Regions from separate parts of the Homo sapiens genome. Here region 2 is linked to region 1. The links are chromatin loops, found by intact Hi-C in ENCODE. Cell type or tissue: GM12878. All regions are shown on one strand. Each heading gives the region's core, and the rest is flanking DNA. Links, peaks and the distances in the headings are about the cores only.

The links. Hi-C counts contacts between places; a loop is a spot of excess contacts. Peaks named below come from ENCODE experiments on the same cell type or tissue, not always from the same donor. Only the 100,000 strongest peaks of a DNase experiment are listed, where the experiment ranks them.
Region 2: it touches region 1 in a loop (2.7-fold over the local background); 4 of 110 quality-filtered maps call a loop at or near these places.

What each region holds. Positions count from the first base shown.
Region 1 is chr6:135,584,820-135,590,206 of GRCh38, forward strand. All of the region lies in intron 2 of AHI1-DT (AHI1 divergent transcript), which reads left to right. Among named protein-coding and RNA genes, the nearest start is that of LINC02524, 47 kb to the right of the region's middle. In GM12878, for the core only: no CTCF peak of the experiment used is centred there; a DNase peak (open chromatin) is centred at 2,172.
Region 2 is chr6:135,649,051-135,654,437 of GRCh38, forward strand. The region is part of intron 3 of AHI1-DT (AHI1 divergent transcript); the gene reads left to right. Among named protein-coding and RNA genes, the nearest start is that of LINC02524, 17 kb to the left of the region's middle. In GM12878, for the core only: no CTCF peak of the experiment used is centred there; a DNase peak (open chromatin) is centred at 3,111; H3K27ac peaks cover 208 bases.

The DNA.
Region 1 (5,387 bases), core at 208-5,207:
GGCGAAACCCCATCTCTACTAAAAATACAAAAAATTAGCTGGGCGTGGTGGTGTGCACCTGTAATCCCAGCTACTTGGGAGGCTGAGGCAGGAGAATAGTTTGAACCTAGGGGGTGGAGGTTGCAGTGAGCCGAGTTTGCACCACTGCACTCCAGCCTGGGTGACAGAGCGTGACACTGTCTCAAAAAAAAAAAAAAAAAAAACACCAAAAAAACCACCACTGTATATTCCTTAGAGTTTAGATAGTATGACTGAGTGGAGAAAATTTTAAGAGTGTGGATTCAGCATCTTCAACAGAATTTTTGGTTCTGTTTTCTTAATTTATCCTATAGAGTAGTTTCAGGTACTGATATTTGTGGATACTTGGACCAAATGGACCATATCAAATATTATGCCAGAGATTCTGATCCCTAAACTAAGTAGAATAGGCACTTGATTTATAATTGTGTCTTAACAACATCGTTTCTCTCTTATCTTGTGTTACTCTTTGTCATTTATTCCTCACAGGAAGAAAGAAGTACCTAAGGCCCCACCATTAGAACCTGACTCTGTGTTTCTAATGCTTCAGGCCAAGGAGGAAAACACTGTATTTAATGCGCTTGCAGTATTTCTATTCTTGCAAAATACTTACTGTTCCAAGCAAGTGAGTTTTCAAATAAAATAAGAAAAGCATTTTCCTATTTTTGCTGCTTACCTTATTGCTCTATAACCCTCTACAAGTGTATCTATTTCCAAATCGTTTTCTCTGGGGAGGCTACATTTCACACTTCTACAACATAAAATACTACCACAGAGATTCTTAACAGTTGACATTTGTAGACCTCCTTGATTGAAAGGTTGTGCAGTGAATACATTTGTTTTGGAATCAAATAAATATTATTTAAATTTGGAAATAGATACACTTGTAGAGGGTTATAGAGCAATAAGGTAAGCACCAAAAATACGAGAATGCTTTTCTTATTCTATCTGAAAACCCACTTGCTTGGAACAGTAAGTATTTTGCAAGAAAAAAATTACCTCAAGCATTTTAAGTACAGTGTTTTCCTCCTTGGCCTGAAGCATCAGAACCATAGAGTCAGATTCTAATGGTGGGGCCTTAGGTACTTCTTTCTCACCGTGAGGAATAAATGACAAGGAGCAACACAAGATAAATAAACCTGTTCTAATCTAGAGCTAATATGATATAATTTACAAATGTTCTGGTTTTAATTTTAAACAAATTATTCTGCCTGACCCCATGTTTTTCATTGCACACTAATATTGATATTTGACACATCAGATTATTAGATATTCATAACATTTGATTCCTTTGGCTATCATGGATCATTCTTTTATTCAGTAAATATTTATCGAAAGCCTTAAATGAGCCAAACTCTATTCTGATTCTGGGAATATAGTTGGTAACAAGACAAAAAAGATCACTGTTCTTGTGGAGTGAATATTCTCATGAGGAAAGAGAGACAGTATTCAAAATGTAAGAGGAATATGTTAGATAGTGATGAGTGCTCTGATGACAATAAGGCAGAGTCTGATGATAGGGAGGGACTTGGGGGCTCCTTTGGAGTGAGTAATCCAAGAAGACTGGAATGGCAAGCAGGGACCACTGCTGTAAAATCAGTGAAAGAGCATCCCAGATACAGGGAACTGACAGAGCTGCAGTCAACAACCTAGAACCAGGCTGTTCAAGGCAGAGAATGCACGAATCACAGATTGCTTTATCTAGACAAAATAATCAAAAGATATCCTGGCATTCCCCCTTCTGTTGGTGAGGCTCCAAGACCAACCTCACAAGACAAATGGTAAGACTGGTTTGTTTGGTAAGACTGGTTTTATTAACTACTCATAAAGATGGCAGAAGCAACAGAATTGACTTTCTTGCATAGTAAACAGGAGACTAGTCTGTGAGTGACCTGGAGAAGCTTAGTACGGCTGTGGCCAGTTTGATAGTTAATAGGTTAATTCTGATAATTATCAGCTGAGTTGATAGTTAATCCTATATTGAAATCCTGGAGGAGAAAGAATACAAAAGAGATGACATGGAAACCAGCTTCTTGTTCGCACTTGTTACTGAGAAAACACACTGCATAACACACAGGTTAAACGCTGTTTGCTGTTCATGGGGCTTTAATTGGAGGGTCACTCTTCTGGATGTTTGTATCACAAGTGCATTCCAGTGGCACTGGCCCAAGCTGTTATTTCCACCTTGTAGCTCATGTGGTTTTGCTATGGTGCTGATGTGCGTAAATGTGGTTGTTTCTGTGGTTTTCTTACAGGTCCTGGAGAATTACATATCATGCAAAAGGTTATAGGTCAGCTTATCTTTGCAGATATAGAACTAGGTAAAACTCCCCTAAAATACCGGTGCTTAGCAAAGTAACCTTGCAAGTTTACTTTGCCCTTCAATGATCAACAACAAAAACCAACCAACTAAACAAACAAAAATTAGAACTCATTAGCTTAACGATCCATCATTCATTAATACTCTTGAGCTTATGGAGAAAACAACCAATATATAAAATATTCTTCAATTGTACCTGCTGCTTTTATTTCTTTTAGAAGTATTTTTTTAAGCTGTACTTTTCCTAAAGCCTGAGAATATTTTGTGTTATTTTTGATGCCAGAAAGGATAATATAATACACTGTATGTCTTTAATTCGTTGTAACTGGTGGAAAAAGAGAAAGATAATTGAAACCTTAAAACAGCAGAGATAAGTGATCTAAGTTGTAAATCTGTTAGTAATTCAAGAACATTTAGAAATATCTCCTGATAAGGTTAATTGAAGGAATATTCTAATGAATGTAGTAAATTAGTTGTTCCCAATCTCAAAATCTTTTAATATTCTGAAAGAAATTAAGATTTTAGTGAGAGATATTCCACTTTATGGAACTACTTCTTTCTCCCTTTATCTCTTTATGGAAAATTCTATCTTAAGGAGCAAGGTGAATCTTTCTTGTTCTCTTTTACTGCAAAATATTTGTTTTTAATATGTAACTAACCTGCACATTGTGCACATGTACCCTAAAGCTTAAAGTATAATAATAGTAAAATAAAAAAAAATTGTTTTTAAAGCAAAACAAACTTACATAGAATCAATAATTTCTGTTATTAAATTATAGAATGGGAAGATGTATTGCTTATTGTGATGACCCTCAACCCTGGCTGCACATTAGAATCTCCTGGAATGGGGCTTCCAAACCTTAGTGTGCTTGTGAATCATCTAGGGAGTTTGTTAAAATGCAGATTTTGATTTAGGACTTCTGGGGTAGGACCTGAGAGTCTGCGTTTATAACAAACTCACAAGTGATGTTGATGCTTGATTAGCCTGTTCTTTCATTGCTATAAAGAAATACCTGAGACTGGGTAATTTATGAAGAAAAGAGGTTTAATTGGCTCCCAGTTATGCGGGCTTTGCAGGAAGAATGATGCTGGCATTTGCTCAGCTTCTAGGGAGGCCTCAGGAAGCTTCCAATCATGGCAGAAGGTGAAGGGGGAGCAGGCACATCACATGGCAAAAGCAGGAGCAAGTGAGAGAGAGTGGGCCAGGGGAGGTGCCACACACTCTAAAATAACCAGATTCCATGATAACTCACTATTACAAAGACAGCACCGAACCATGAGGGATCTGCCCCCATGATCGAAACACCTTCTACCACGCCCCACCTCCAGCACTGGGGATTACAATTTAACATGAGATTTGGTTGGGCACAAATATCTGAACTATATCCTGCCCTGCACCTCCCAAATCTCATGTGATTCTTACATTGCAAAATACAATCATGCCTTCCCAACAGTCCCTTAAAGTCTTAACTCATTCCAACATTAACTCATTCCAAGTCCTTAACTCATTCCAACATTAACTCAAAGTCCAAAGTCTTGCCTTGAGACAAGGCAAATCCCTTCCACCTATGAGCTTGTAAAATAAAAAAAAAGTTAGTTACTTCCAAGATACAATGGGAGTATAGGCATTGGGCAAGTATTCCCATTCCAAAAGGGAGAAATCGGCCAAAAGAAAGGGGCTACAGGTCCCATGAAAGTTTGAAACCCAGCAGGGCAGTTGTTAAATCTTAAAGCTCTAAAATAATCTCCTTTGACTTCATTTTCCACATCCAGGGCACACTGGTGCAAGTGGAGGGCTCCCAAGGCCTTGGGCCGCTCCACCCCTGTGGCTTTGCAGGTTTCAGCTCCCAGGGTTGTTCTCACAGGTTGTTAAATACTTGCAGCTTTTCTAGACAGAGGGTGCAAGCTGCTAGTAGAGCTACCATTCTTGGGTCTGGAGGGTGGTGGCCTACTTCTCACAGATCCACTAGGCAGTGCCCTAGTGGGGACTTTGTTTGAAGGCTCCAGCCCACATTTCCCCTTTGGCACTGCCCCAGTAGAGGTTTACTCTGAGTGTTTTGCCCCTGGAGCAAGCTTCTGCCTGGAAGCTTTCTCAGGCATCCCCTGAAATCTAGACAGAGGCCCCCAAGCGTTCATCACACTCTCACATTCTGTACATCTACAGGCTTAACACCACATGGGAGCCACCCCAAGGCTTATATACTCCAAAGTGGCAGCTGGAGCTATACCTGGGCCTCTTTGAGCCACAGCTGGAGCTGAGCTGGAGCAGCCAGGATATAAGGAGCAGAGTCCCTGGGCCTGGCCCACATAACCGTTCTTCCCTTCTAGGTCTCTGGGCCTGTGATGAGAGGGGTTGCTGTGAAGGTCTCTGAAATGCCTTTGAGGCTTTTTTCTTGTTGTATTTGTTATCAGCACCTGGCTCCCTTTTAATTATGCAAATTTTTAATTTTGCATCAAATTAAACCAGCAAGTGGTTGCTCCATAGCCTGCTTGAATTCTCCCTAAAAAGCTTTTTCTTTCTCTGCCACATGGCCAGGCTGTAAATTTTTCAAACTTTCATGCTCTGATTTCCTTTTAAATATTAGGTTGATGCCAAACAATCACAGTTTGCAAAAACAATTACTTTTAATTGCAAAAACTGCAATTGCTTTTGCACCAACCTAATATAAATTCCAACTTTAGGTCATTTTTTTGCACCCACATCAGAGTGTAGGCTGTTAGAAGCCACCAGGCCACATCTTGAACACTTTGCTGCTTAGAAATTTTCTCTTCCAGATACCTTAAACCATCACTTTTTAGTTCAAACTTCCACAGATCCCTAGAGTATAAACAGAATGCAGCGAAGCTCTTTGCTAGGGCATAACATACATGAGCTTTGCTACAGTTCCCAATTAAGTTCCTCTTTTCCATCTGAGACCTTGACAGCCTGGCCTTCACTGTCCATATCTCTGTAAGCATTTTGGTCACAACCATTTAACCAATCTCTCAGAAATTCCAAACTTTCCCTTATCTACCTGTCTTCTTCTGAGCCCTGCAAACACTTCCAACC
Region 2 (5,387 bases), core at 292-5,291, 64 kb after region 1:
TATCTTTTCAGGAGCATCCCACTCTACTGGTACCAATTTGCTGTATTAGTCTGTTCTCATGCTGCTGATAAAGACATACCCAAGACTGGGCAATTTATAAAAGAAAGAGGTTTAATGAACTTACAGTTCCATGTGCCTGGGGAAGCCTCACAATCATGGTGGAAGGCAAGGAGGAGCAAGTCACCTCTTACATGGATGGCAGTAGGCAAAAGAGAGAGCTTGTGCAGGGAAACTCCCCTTATAATATGGTCAGATCTTGTGAGACTTATTCACTATTATGGGAACAGCACAGGAAAGACCTGCCCCCATTATTCAATTACCTCCCACCATATCCCTCCCACAACATATGGAATTCAAGATGAGATTTGGGTTGAGACACAGCCAAACTATATCAGTGCATTAAGGATTGTCATGTCTTTATGGGGTATTGACCCTTTTATCATTTTGTTATGTCCCTCTTTATCCCTGATAACTTTCCTTGTTCCGAAATTTGCTTTGTATGGAATTACATAGCTACTCCTGCTTTCTTTTGATTGGTGTTAGCATAATTATCTTCACTCGTTTTCTTTTAATCTATATGTGTCTTTATATTTAAGATGAGTTTTTTGTAGACAACAATAGTTTGGCCTTCTTTTTTGATCCACTTTGATATATATATTTTAATCAGTGTATTTAGACCATTGAGTTTTAAAATGATTGTCAATGGATCTGGACTCATATCTACCATATTTGTTAATGTTTTCTATTCATTTACCTTGTTCTTATTTTGTCTTCTTTTCTGTTTCTGCCTTTTGTGGTTTTAAGTGAGCATTTTATATGATTTCATTTTCTCTCCTTTCTTAGCATAACACTTGTACTTCTTTTTGTACTTTTTAAAGTGATTCTCTTAGTTTGTAATATACATTTACAACTAATCCAAGTCCAATTTCAAATAACACTTTACCACTTCATATTATTACCAGTACTTTGTAATAAAATATTCCAAACTTCTCTCTCCCATACCTTATATTATTGTTGTCATTTATTTTACTTATACATAAGCATACATAAGTATCATAAGCTTAAATATATCTATATCTATACATATGTACCCACATAAGCATACATAATAAAATATATAGATTTTTTAAGCAAACTACTATGTTAGATCAATTAAGAATAAGAAAAAATAAAAGTTTGCATTTTACTTCCACTTATTTCTTCTTGATGCTGTTTTTCTCTTTTCATAGATGAGAGTTTCTGAACTATATCATCTTCTTCTCTCTGAAGAACTTCTCTTAATGTTTTTGCAAGGCACTCCTAGCAACAAATGCACTCCATTTTTGTTTGCTGAGAAAGTCTTGATTTCTCTTTCACATTTTCTTTTCTTTTAATTCTTCACTTTTGAAAGATAATTTCACAAGGTACAGAATTATAGGTGGTGGTGGGGTTTCTCTTAACATCATGATATGATTTGGTTGTGTCCCCACCCAAATCTTATCTTGAATTGTAGCTCCATGAGCGGGGCTCTCATGAAGAATCTATGCTAGGGCAGTGAGGAAGGGAAATGTGGGGTTGAAGCCCCCACACAGAGTTCCTCCTGGGGCACCACCTAGTGTAGCTGTGAGAAGAGGGCCACCGTCCAGACCCCAGAATGGTAGATCCACCAACGGCTTGCACCATGTGTCTGGAAAAGCCACAGACATTCAACACCAGACCATGAAAGCAGCTGGGAGGGAGGCTGTACCCTGCAAAGCCACAGGGGCAGAGCTGCCCAAGACCATGGGAACCCACCTCTTGCATCAATGTGACCTAGATATGAGCCATGGAGTCAAAGGAGATCATTTTGGAGCTCTAAGATTTGACCACCCCGCTGGATTTTGGACCTGCATGGGGCCTGTAGCCCCTTTGTTTTAGCCCATTTCTCCCATTTGGAATGGCTGTATTTACCCAATGCTTATACCTCCATTGTATCTAAAAAGTAACTAACATGCTTTTGATTTTACAGGCTCATAGGCAGAAGGGACTTGCCTTGTCTCAGATGAGACATTGCACTGTGGACTTCTGAGTTAATACTGAAGTGAGTTAAGACTTTGGGGGACTGTTGGGAAGGCATTACTGGTTTTCAAATGTGAGGACATGAGATTTGGGAGGGGCCAAGGGTGGAATGATATGGTTTGGCTCTGTGTCGCCACCCAAATCTCATCTTGAATTCCCACATGTTGTGAGAGGGACCCAGTGGGAGGTAATTGAATCATGGGGGCAGGTCTTCCCCATGCTGTTCTCGTGATAGTGAATAAGTCTCACAAGATCTGATGATATTATAAGGGGAGTTTCCCTGCACAAGCTTTCTCTTTTTGCCTGCTGCCATCCATGTAAGATGTGACTTGCTCCTCCTTGCCTTCTACCATGATTGTGAGGCTTCCTCAGCCGTGTGGAACTGTAAGTCCATTAAACCTCTTTCTTCTGTAAATTGCCCAGTCTCAGGTCTGTCTTTATCAGTAGTGTTAGAGCAGTCTAATACGTGCACATAAAAACAGAGTGTCAAAATATGTAAGCAAAAACTGATACAAGTGCAAGGAGAAATAGTTAAATCCAGTATTATTATTGGAGATTTTAACACACCCCTCTATTAGAAATGGACAGGTCCAGTAGGCAAGAAGATCAGTAACAACAGAGTTGAACTCAACAACACCATCAATCAACTGGTTATAATGGATATCTATTGACTACTTCATCTAACAACAGCAGAATACACATTCTTCCAAGCTTACATGGAACATTCACCAGTATAGAACATATTCTGGGCCAAAAAACACATACCTTAACAAATTTGAAGGAATAGGAATCATACAATCAATGTCTTCTCTCAGACTGCAATAAAATTAAACTAGAAATCAAAAACAGGTAGTTGGAAAATCCCCACATACTTAGAGATTAAACAACATACTTCTAAGTAACACATAGGTCAAAGAAGAAATCTCAAGATAAAATTTTAAATACTTTGAACTAAATGAAAATGAAAACACAACTTATGAAAACTTGTGGGATGCAGCAAACATCTCACAAGTTTTTAAAATGCGTAAAGGGAAATATACACAGTAGTACTTCCTCATTTGCAGTTTTACTTTTTGTGGTTTCAGTTATCTGTGGTCAACTACAGTCTGAAAATATTAAGTGAAAAATTCCAAAAATAAACAATTCTTAAGTTTTAAATTGAATACTGTTCTGAGTAGCATGATAAAATCTCTTGCCTTCCCACTTCATCCCCTATGAGATGTAAATCCTCCTTTGTTCACCTTATATACATTCACTACCTGGCCATTAGTCATTTAGTAGCAGTCTTTTTTTTTTTTGAGACAGGGTCTCACTCTGTCACACAGGCTGGAGTGCAGTGGCACTGTCTTGGCTTACTGCAACCTCTACCTCCTGTGTTCAAGTAATTCTCCTGCCTCAGCTCTGCCCCCCTCCCCCCAGCCCCCCACCGTCCCTGAGTAGCTGGGATTACAGGCAGGCCACCATGCCTGGCTAACTTTCGTATTTTTTGGCAGAGGCGGGGTTTCACCATGTGAGCCAGGCTGGTCTCGAATTTCTGGCCTCAAGTGATCTGCCTACCTCAGCCTCCTGGAGTGTTGGGAATACAGGCGTGAGCAGTCTTGGTTATTAGATTGACTATTGTGATATGACCGTGCTTGTGTTCAAGTAACCCTTATTTTACTTAATGGCTCCAAAGCACAAAAGTAGAAATGCTGGCAATTCAGATATGAAGGAAGCCATAAAGTACTTCCTTTAAGTGAAAAGGTGAACATTCTTGACTTAATAAGAAAAGAAAAAAATTATATGCTGAACTTGCTAACATCTACGGTAAAAATGAATCTTCTATCCACGATATTGTGAAGAAGGATAAAAAAATTCATGCTAGTTTTGTTGTCACACCTCATGCTGCAAAAGTATGGCCACTGTAAGTGCCTAGTTAAGATGAAAAAAGCGTTACATTTTGTGGCTGGAAGACAGAAATAGAAACATATTCTGATTTACAGCATTTAGGCTGGGTACTATCCAAGGTTTCAGGCATCCACTGGAAGTCTTGGAACATAGCGCCTGTGGATAAGGGGAAACTACTGTAGTATTGAATGCATATATTAGGAAAGCAGAAAGATCTAAAATCAATCATGCAAGCTTTTACCATAGAAAACTAGAGAAAGGGCAAATTAATCCAAAGTAAGCACAAGAAACAATAAATATTAGAGTAGAAATTAAAGAAATTGAAATAGGAAATCAATAGGGAAAATTTTTGAAACCAAAAGCTGGGTCTTTGAAAAGATAACAAAACTGATAAGCTTCTAGCCAGGCTAGGAAAAAGAAGGGCACAAATTACTACTTTTGGAAGGAGGAGATTTCACTTCAGAGCCCATGGACATTGGAAGGATAATAAAGGAATACTATGAATAATTCTGTGCCCACAAATTTGATAACCTAGGGGAAATAGATGAATTTCTTGAAAAATAAAATCTGATAAAACTCACACAAGAAGAAATAGACAATCCAGATAGGCCTAGATCTATTAAAGGAATGGAATTAATAATTAATAACCTTCCAAAACAGAAACCATGAGACCCTGATCAGTTCACTAGTAAATTCTACCAAATACTTAAGGAACAAATTATATCAATTCTCTACAGTCTTTTCTAAAATATAGAGGCATATGGAATATTTACTAACTCATTCTATGAGGCCAGCTTCACCATAATGTCAAAATCAGACAAAAACATTATGAGAAAAGATCAATATTTCTTATGAATATAGACACAAAAGTCCTCAACAAAATATTAGCAGACTGAATCAAGCAATGTATAAAAATAATTATATTCCATGACTAAGTGGGATTTATCCCAGGTATGCAAGGTTGGCTCAAATTTGAAAATCAATTACTGCAATCCATCACATCTACAGACTAAGGAAGAAAAATGACATGGTTATATCAAGAGATGCAGAAAAAGCATTTGTCAAAATACAACACCTATTTGTAATAAAAACTCAGCTAGAATTTTAGAGGGGAACTCCCTCATCCTGATAAAGAACATCTACAAAACCCCTACAACTAACATAAGACTTAATGGCAAGAAACTAAAAGCTTTTCTACTCAGATCAGGAACAAGACAAGGATGTTCCTTCTCACCACTTCTTACATTTTACTGGAAATCCTAGCTAACACAATAAGACATGAAAAGGAAATAAAAGATATATTGATCGAGAAGAAATAAATAAAACAGTCTTTGTTCATGGATAATATGATTGTCGAGGTAAAAAATCTGAAGAAATCAACAAAACAATTCCTGGAACTGATATGTGATTATAGCAAGATTGCAGGATACAAGGTTAATGTACAAAATTTAATGTCTTTTCCA